Regions from separate parts of the Homo sapiens genome. Here region 2 is linked to region 1. A link is a contact called in ENCODE Hi-C or POLR2A ChIA-PET data. All regions are on one chromosome and are shown on one strand. Each heading gives the region's core, a stretch centred on a gene start or an enhancer-like site at or near the end of the contact. The rest is flanking DNA. Distances are from core to core; before and after follow the strand shown. Region 1 overlaps ARID1B (AT-rich interaction domain 1B). Region 2 holds the start of GTF2H5 (general transcription factor IIH subunit 5).

Region 1 (4,156 bases), core at 1,467-3,966:
GATTGTTCTGCCTCAGCCTCCCAACAGCTGGGACTACAGGCATGTGCCACTACACCCAGCTAATTTTTGTATTTTTAGTAGAGACAGAGTTTCACCATATTGGCCAGGCAGGTCTCGAACTCCTGACCTCATGATCCTTCCGCCTTGCCCTCCAAAAGTGCTGGGATTACAGGCGTGAGCCACCGTGCCCGGCATAACTATTTCCTTTTTATGATAAAACTCTGCTTCCTGGAGATACTTGTCAAAAATTATTACCCATCTACATGTGAGACCTTCAGGTCTCAGCCTTACTCTTCGTTTACTAATCTGAAGTTTTGGATTTCTGGCGTATGAGAATTTCTGGTTTCCAGCACATCTCTTTCATTTCTGCTTAAATTTAGTAGCTAAATTAATCTGTAGCAAACTTTTCTATGGATTTTTGCAGGTGGGAAAATATACATAAATTCACAATGGATGGACCTTGCCTTCATAGAGGTTAAAAGGAAAATAGACATATATGTGATTATATATACAACAGTAAAATTCTATCAGTCCAGTGCAGTAGTACATAAAGTGCAGTACATTCCAACCATGGGGGGTCAGGGAAGACTTGGAAGCATGACCTCAAAGGGCAAATGTACAGGGAAAGTGAAGGGATCTGTATGAATAAAGGGCTGAAAAAAAATACGGTAGGCTCAGCACAGAAATCATGACAGGGTGCTTCATATTCCAATAATGAGTTGAGGTAAGGGGTGATATCATATGGCAGATTAGGAACAGATTCTCCAAAGCCCTTTATCCCGAGGTAAGAAGTCTAGACCCAGTTCTGTTGGTCTGAGGGATATTAAGCAGAATGACATGTTCAAATCTGTTATCTGAAGAGGACACTGGGGGCACTGTGAGGGAGAATGGGTTGGAAAGAGCCTGGTGTCAAGGAAACCAGTTTCACAGTATTCTAGGCTTAGGAGGAGAGATGCGAGTCTCAGTTAAGGCATTGGTAATGGGAATGGAGGCTAGTCTGTATTTCAGGAATGGTCAGATGATGTTTATAGCCAGCATCTGGTAAGTGCTGATTTCATTCTCATAACAACCATCAGAGCAGACTGTCGTCATATACATGAAGAAGCTGAGGCCCAGAGATGCTAAGAAACTTGTCTAACTTCTCCAAAGCCACTGCTTGGAGGAGTTAAATTTAGTTCTGTTTAGTGTTACCTGAGTCCATGTTTCACTTCCTATTTCTCTCTAGATTTGGAGGAAAAAGCAGTTCTGAAATTGTAAAATTTCTAGCCTGGTGGCTTTTGCTTTCATTAAGGAAGGAGGGAAGAACTTGTCCATTAAATGTTGGTACTCCTGAAGGTTCTGTTTTAGGCTCTATCGTCCTTTGTGATGCCTTTTTATGATAAAACTCAGTCATCCACGCTCACTCAACTGTCATCTAATTGCCTGCGAATCCATGTTCTTTAGTCTCCTGCAACTTGTGCCATGACCTGTATTTCCTGCTGCCAGCGGGTCACCTCCGCGGATATACCACAAGCATGTCAAATTGCCGAGGACACAACCATGCCATTCATTCTTCCCACCAAGCCAAAAGAAAATCTGGGTGTATCTGGACGACTCCTGTCTTCCCCTTCATATGCAGCCATTATGTTTCTAGAGCTAGAACCATCTGAAAATCTTAAGTCCTTTAGGGTTTTTTCGCCCCCTGCCTTTCTCTTTTAGCAAAGATAAATAAAAAGTGAAACAAATTGGCACAACTTGGAGGATGAAGAAGTAGCAAAAGACAAAGCTGTTAGAGGGATAGGAGAAAGTCATTTCAGGAAGGAGGGAATAGACATAACAAGCAAATTTGCCGTTCAGGAAATGTTTTATTTAAGAAAATTAATAATATTTAGAAAATAAATTGGATGGAAATAAATTTTTAACATTCCTTCTCTGATGAAGAACTGACCTAAAATGTAGTTAGTTCTTTATTCTTGCTTTTTAACCTTGTAGATAACATCATGTTAGTCATTTACCCCCATACAAGTTGAGCACTCTGTAAGGGATGTAATTTAAACATGTCTCAAAACCAAAAACCAGTCCATGGGCAGATCTTTTTATTGCGATAATATATAACTACATAACTGTAAATTGGAACCTAAAAATATATATTTAATATGAAATTAATTTTTTTTAATTAACCCAAACTTTAACTTTTTTATAAGGGGTTGTGTTTGAATGCTTTAGCCACTAGGCATGTGTTTTTCTTTCTGATGCTGTTGGAGCTATAAATAGTAGGTAGAACTGAATGAGATGGCATCACATAAACAACAGCCTAGCTTGGTCATTTCTCCTACTCAGATCGCGAGTCAAAATATTAAACAGTGGTGGTTTCAAACTATATGTAATTTCCTCAAAATTATGCTTCTCTAATATTTTTTCCATCGCTTTTTCCTCACCAAAGATTTGTTACCTCTCCCCTTATATAACTCTTGGTCATAACTCAATAAATTATTTTTTTAAGGAGTGGTACGTGAGTTTATGCTGTACGTGGTTTCTTTGGCTGATCTACTTGAGTCCTTAATTTTCTTACAAAAAGTAACCTGGAACTTATGGCTAGAAACGATACATTCTTACAATATTAATGGCCGAAGGAACGTTACTTCTTTGCAGAATTCGATAAAGAAATGAGAAATTCGGGGACCCGGAAACTTTTAGCGCTTGCCCTGAACAGCGGCCCGGAATCTCCCGCCCACCCGTCCCTGCCCGGATGCCTGCGCGGCGGCGGCGTCCTTCCCTCCTCGGCTGCGCTTTTACTCTTGGTCAGGGCCCGCTTGAGAGAGGGGGATTTTAGAGAGAGGGTGTGAAGGACGCAGGACCGCTTTCAGGCCGCCAGCTCTCAGGCCTCGCTTTCCGGTCCTCACTGCGCGTCCACACCTCGCCTTGGTTTCTTTTGTTTTATTCAAGCCCCGGCCCCGCGGTACAGCGGGGAGACTCGCCCGCGCCCACGGAAGAAGCCGAGCTCCTCCGAAGGGAGAACCAGTGATTCCACGGACCCCGGAATCCCCCGGGAGTGGGACCACCAGGCAGCGGGCGGAATTAACCCTGCCGCGGAGGCGCTGGGCGAGGATGAGGGCGGCGAGCGCGGAGGGGACCGAGTCACACAGCAGCCCGGCGGCCTCTGCCGGCAGGCCCCGCTCGCTCCTTTCGGCCCGACCCGGGCGGGGGTTCCGGTGCCGCCCTCCCTACCCCGCACGTAGGCTCGTGGGGGCGGGGACAGGGGGACGAAAACAACCGCGTCCTCAGCCTGACTGAACAGGCTCGGACTCCTCCGACGGCGCCGCGCCGCGCACAGATGAGCCTTTGTGGGACCCCGCGGAAGGAGGCGCCGGCCGCAGCCACATTCCTTTCCGGGCAAGCGCGGCCGCCGCCTGCAGGCACCGTCCGCCCCGCGCGCCCGCAGGCTCCTCCTGGAGGCGGGAGGCGGCGGCCGCTCGCACAGCGTGTTTTCTAAAGTTTCTGCTGACACAGCTTCGCGTACACATGAGCCGGCGCGGCCAGACTCACGCAGGCACCGAGTGTTTCCCCTGCGCCGTCTCGCGCCGCCGCCCCGCTACCTCGCCGCGCGCCCCTAACCTCTGCGTCCCGCGTGGCGCGCCCAGCGCTTAAGGTTTTATTTTTCCCCTACTTCCTTTGGTGCATCTCTTTCCCCCTCTCAAAACCACCACCCAAACTTAAAGGCTGGATGAGTTGGAACCCGTTCGCGTAATTAAAACGAGTGGCTGACGGTGGAAAAGCCAGGAACTACAGACGAAGGACGCCAGCAGGGCCGCGGAGCCCAGGCCGCCAAGAACAGGGCGGGGAGGCGGGGCGGGGCCGCGGAAGGGGGCGAGGTGGAGGGGCGGGGCCGGCGGGAGGTGGGCGGGGCGAGGCTGGCAGGCCGCCGCCATTGGCTGTTACCCGACGCACCGAGGCTGGGCGGCTTAGCCAGGCACTTGGATTCTATTTGTGTAATAGCTGCTTCTTGGAGCCAAGTGCATGCTCATCAACCTTCCTTGCTGGGAAAACCAACTCACAGCATTTTTTAAAAGCCGAGAAACGCCTAGGCTTGTAAAGTTTCATCTCCTGCCTGTGCTTTCCTGTTCTTAATTAAATGCTGAAGAGTCTTGTCGGGATATTACTTTTCATCCTGTCTCTG
Region 2 (4,107 bases), core at 1,352-3,851, 1.1 Mb after region 1:
CTCTACATCTAAACCACGCAGAGTTGCTCTTCTCTACCATCAAAACATACCCCCAAATCCATCCATTTTTCTCTGTATTCACTGCTACACTCTTGTCTAGTTCAAGCCAACATCATCTCTCATTTGGAGTAATAAAATGACACCTCAAAGGTGCTTTTTGTAACTTAAGAAATCCTTCTCAGAGACATTTAAAAAAAAAGTTCTGGAGATAGATAGTAGTGCTGGTTGCACAATGTGAATGTCACTGAACTCAACAACTCAACATGGTTAACATGATAAATCTTATGTGTAACAAGATTTAACAAAGCAAACAAAAAAGAAATCTTTCCTAGAGACAATGGTCTCTTATATTCCTTTCCAAATACCTTGCAGCTGTGCCATTCACATTTAGGTCTTTATCTGGAAACTGTTGTCAATAGTTTGAAAGTAAGAATCTAATCCTGTCTGTATACCATAACAATGCCAGATATCTCAGCAACCATATATTTCATCATCCTTTATTGAATAGTCTATGCTTTCCCCCTGCTTTGCAATACCACTTAGTGGTATACTAAACTCCCGTATGTAAATAGGTATGTTTCTAGTGTCTCTATTCTGTTCCATGAATCTAATTCTCTATCCCTGAATCAATATCATACCATCTTAATAATTACAACTTTATATTAAGCTTTGGTATCTGATAGGGAGAGACCTTATTTTTCTTCTTCTTCAAAATTGACTTCACTATTCTTGGTCCCTTGCCTTTCCATATAAATTTTAAGTTCAGCATGGCAAATTCCATAAAACAATATGGTGATTTTAATTGGCATTACACTGAATTCGTAGAACTGAGGAAAACTGACATCTTTTTGTTGAGTCTTTCCATCTATTAATACGGTATATCTCACCATTTACTTGGGTCATCTTTTGTGTTCCAACAGAGCCTTACAATTTTCTGTCTAAAGGACTACACAGCTTTAGGTTCATCTATTTCTAGGTACCTTTAGTTTTGAATGCCATTATGAATAGTGTCTTTTTATTATTAAAACTCCTAGTTAATTGTTACTGGTATACAGAAGTTTTTAAATGCAGAAATTAAGGCCATTTCTGACATCCCCCTGGCCAAAATAACCCCTCTAGTCACTCTTTATCACATCACCAAATGGTACTTATTCCTTAACTGATTTCAGAGTCTCTCTGCCCCCACCAAAATTAGTTACCTGTTCACCATTGTATCCCAAGCGTCTAGAATAATAGCTGACACACATCAAGTGCACAAAAATGGAACTGATGAGATCAAGGAAGAGAATGTATGCAAGATGAAAAAAAGCAAATAAAAGATACTTGGGAAGAAGAAGACTTGGAGGCAATTTTTTTATTTTAAAGAGAGTGCAACAATATGGAAATCACCAGTTGGAAAAGATTTGAGGGATAGAAAGAGGGAACTAAATGGAAGAGCTGGGTTCCTTAGCGATCACATGAACACACACGATGTTAAAAAAAAAAAAAAAAAAAAAAAGGCAGCATGAGGTCGGGCGCGGTGGCTCACACCTGTAATCGCAGCACTCTGGGAGGCCGAGGCGGGGGATCACCTGATGTCAGGAATTCCAGACCAGCCTGGCCAACATGGACAAACCCCGTGTCTACTAAAAATACGAAAATCAGCCGGGCGTGGTAGCGCACGCCTGTAATCCCAGTTACTAGGGAGAATGAGGCAGGATAATTGCTTGAACCCAGGAGACGGAGGTTGCAGTGAGCCCAGATCGCGCCACTGCACTCCAGCCTGGCAGACAGACCGAGACTCCATCTCAAAAAAAAAAAAAAAAAAGGCAGCATGAGCTTAATGCGGGAAGTACAATTTAACCTAAGGAACAGAAAACAAGAATCTCATATCTCAACTAGTAAAAATAATGACAGTGTTCCTTTAGACTTACAGAACAGACTTGGGGAAAGGGAGTAACTTTAGAACCTTCTGGGGTCTTTCACTTTAAAATGACCGTTGCCGAGTTTAGAGCTCTCTCAGCATTCAATCTATTCCATCTCTGGGGTTAGAGAGGGAGCAGGAAGCGGTGGTCTGCAAGGCTCAGAAGTGACTGGTGAGGCCCTTTCCTCCTCCTCCTCATCTCTCCGTGACTACCGAGCCCGGGAAGACGGACCGGCAGGTGCACTCCCCAAGGCCTCGACAGCAGCCAGAGAAAGGCAGCGACAGGGAAAGACGAGTCAGGCTCGCGACCACCAGAGAGAGAGGCCCTCACGCCCAGCCGAGCGTCAGCTGGTCGGTCCGGTCCGCGCGCCAGACGGCGGTGCTCGGCCGTGCCCGGTCCCTGCCCTCCCCATTCTCCGCTCCCCACCGCGCCCAGCTGCGCCGACGCCCCCGTCCGCCCCCACACCACCCCTGCCTTCACGTCCTACCTGCCGGCAGGCGGACTCAGCCCGTGCCCAACTGCTCGTCGGACCCCGTTGTCTGGGGAGCCCTACTCTTTCCGCGGCTCCCGGCCGGGACCCTCCACCCGGCGGCTGGCGGCTCGTGACCCCGCCCCCTCGGCCCGCTCTGGGCCCGCCTCCCGCCGGCTGGCTCCACCCACAATAGCGTCCCTAGCGCGATGGCGTATCGGCGCAGGCGCACTCTGCCGGCAACGCCGAGGCGCTTCTGCATCTGTGGGCCGAGGTGTGTGGCGAGCGTCCGAGCGGCTGGGGAAAGTGGGGTGTGGGAACACTGAGGGGTCCCAAAGAAAGGGGAGAGGAAGAGAAAAGCCCCAGAAGCCTGTCCACCGGGTGCTGGGGGCACAGGGCGGTGTCCCCCACTCTCTCCGGGCCCTTCCTGGCGGGGCCGCACGGCAGTCCCCCCCTCGTTTAATCGTGGGTTTCCTGTGGGGCTAGGGCTCGCCCTGCGCCCAGGTGTAAGTGGAAGTTAATTAAATGGGCGTACGCTGAGTGGTTTGTTTCCAGCCTAGGTCCGCACGGGACGTGATTTATTTAGTGAAGGGGCACAAGATCTGGAGATCTGGCTTGTACTTTTTTCCTTTGGCCAGGAACTACGGCTTAATCTCTTCCTTTGGTCTCCTCATATGTAAAATGAGGTGGCTGAGGCCGGGCGCGGTGGCTCACGCCTGCAATCCCAGCACATTGGGAGGCCGAGGCGGGCAAATCACTTGAGGCCAGGAGTTCGAGACCAGCCTGGCCAACATGGTGAAACCCCGTCTCCACTAAAAATACAATAAATTGGCCTGGCGCGGTGGCTCACACCTGTTGTCCCAGCACTTTGGGAGGCCGAGGTAGGTGGATCATTTGAGATCAGGAGTTCGAGACCAGCCTGGCCAACATGGTGAAACCCTGCCTCTACTAAAAATACAAAATTTGGCCTGGCGTGGTGGCGGGCGCCTGTAGTCCCCGCTGCTTGGGAGGCTGAGGCAGGAGAATCGCTTGAGCCCGGGAGGCAGAGGTTGCAGTGAGCCGACATCACGACACTGCGCTCCAGCCTGGGCGACAGAGTGAGACTCTGTCTCGAAGTGTATATATACATATATATATATTATATATGTATTTTATATATAATATATATTTATTTTATATATAATATATAATATGTATATTATGTATATTATATATAATACGTATATTATATATAATACATATATATAATATGTATATTATATATTATATATAATATTATATTGTATATTATATATTATATATAATATATTGTATATTATATATATTATATATTATATATATTATATTGTATATTATATATAATATATTGTATATTATATAATATATTGTATATTATATATAATATACAGTATATTATATATAATATACTGTATATTATATATAATATATTGTATATTATATATAATATATTGTATATTACATATATTGTATATTACATATAATATATTGTATATTACATATATTGTATATTACATATAATATATTGTATATTATATAATATATAATATATATTATATAATATATTGTATATTATATATTATATAATATATTGTATATTATATATTATATAATATATTGTATATTATATATAATATATTGTATATTATATATTATATATTGTATATTATATATTATATATAAAAGTGTGTATATATATACACACACACACACACG

The links. Hi-C counts contacts between places; a loop is a spot of excess contacts on that map. ChIA-PET counts read pairs that join two places held with the same protein, here RNA polymerase II (POLR2A). Pooled maps may share reads with other maps.
Region 2: a map of naive thymus-derived CD4-positive, alpha-beta T cell shows a loop between it and region 1 (7-fold over the local background). The contact joins the promoter of GTF2H5 here to the enhancer-like site in region 1. A Hi-C loop is called at or near these places in 1 of 168 maps with a recorded cell type or tissue (naive thymus-derived CD4-positive, alpha-beta T cell) and 8 of 50 pooled maps. POLR2A ChIA-PET finds 5 or more read pairs at or near these places in 1 of 52 experiments (naive thymus-derived CD8-positive, alpha-beta T cell).

What each region holds. Positions count from the first base shown.
Region 1 is chr6:157,018,320-157,022,475 of GRCh38, forward strand. All of the region lies in intron 4 of ARID1B (AT-rich interaction domain 1B), which reads left to right. Among named protein-coding and RNA genes, the nearest start is that of MIR4466, 240 kb to the left of the region's middle. RefSeq lists an enhancer at 775-824 and silencers at 3,047-3,566, 3,867-3,956. Within about 2 kb of position 2,717, at least 40 of the 41 ENCODE cell types and tissues checked have a DNase peak (open chromatin) inside an H3K27ac peak, as active enhancers do.
Region 2 is chr6:158,165,749-158,169,855 of GRCh38, forward strand. GTF2H5 (general transcription factor IIH subunit 5) reads left to right here and starts at 2,602. Exons shown (of 3, transcript NM_207118.3): 1 at 2,602-2,647. It overlaps SERAC1 (serine active site containing 1), which reads right to left and starts at 2,514. Exons shown (of 17, transcript NM_032861.4): 1 at 2,392-2,514. RefSeq lists silencers at 2,312-2,381, 2,422-2,601.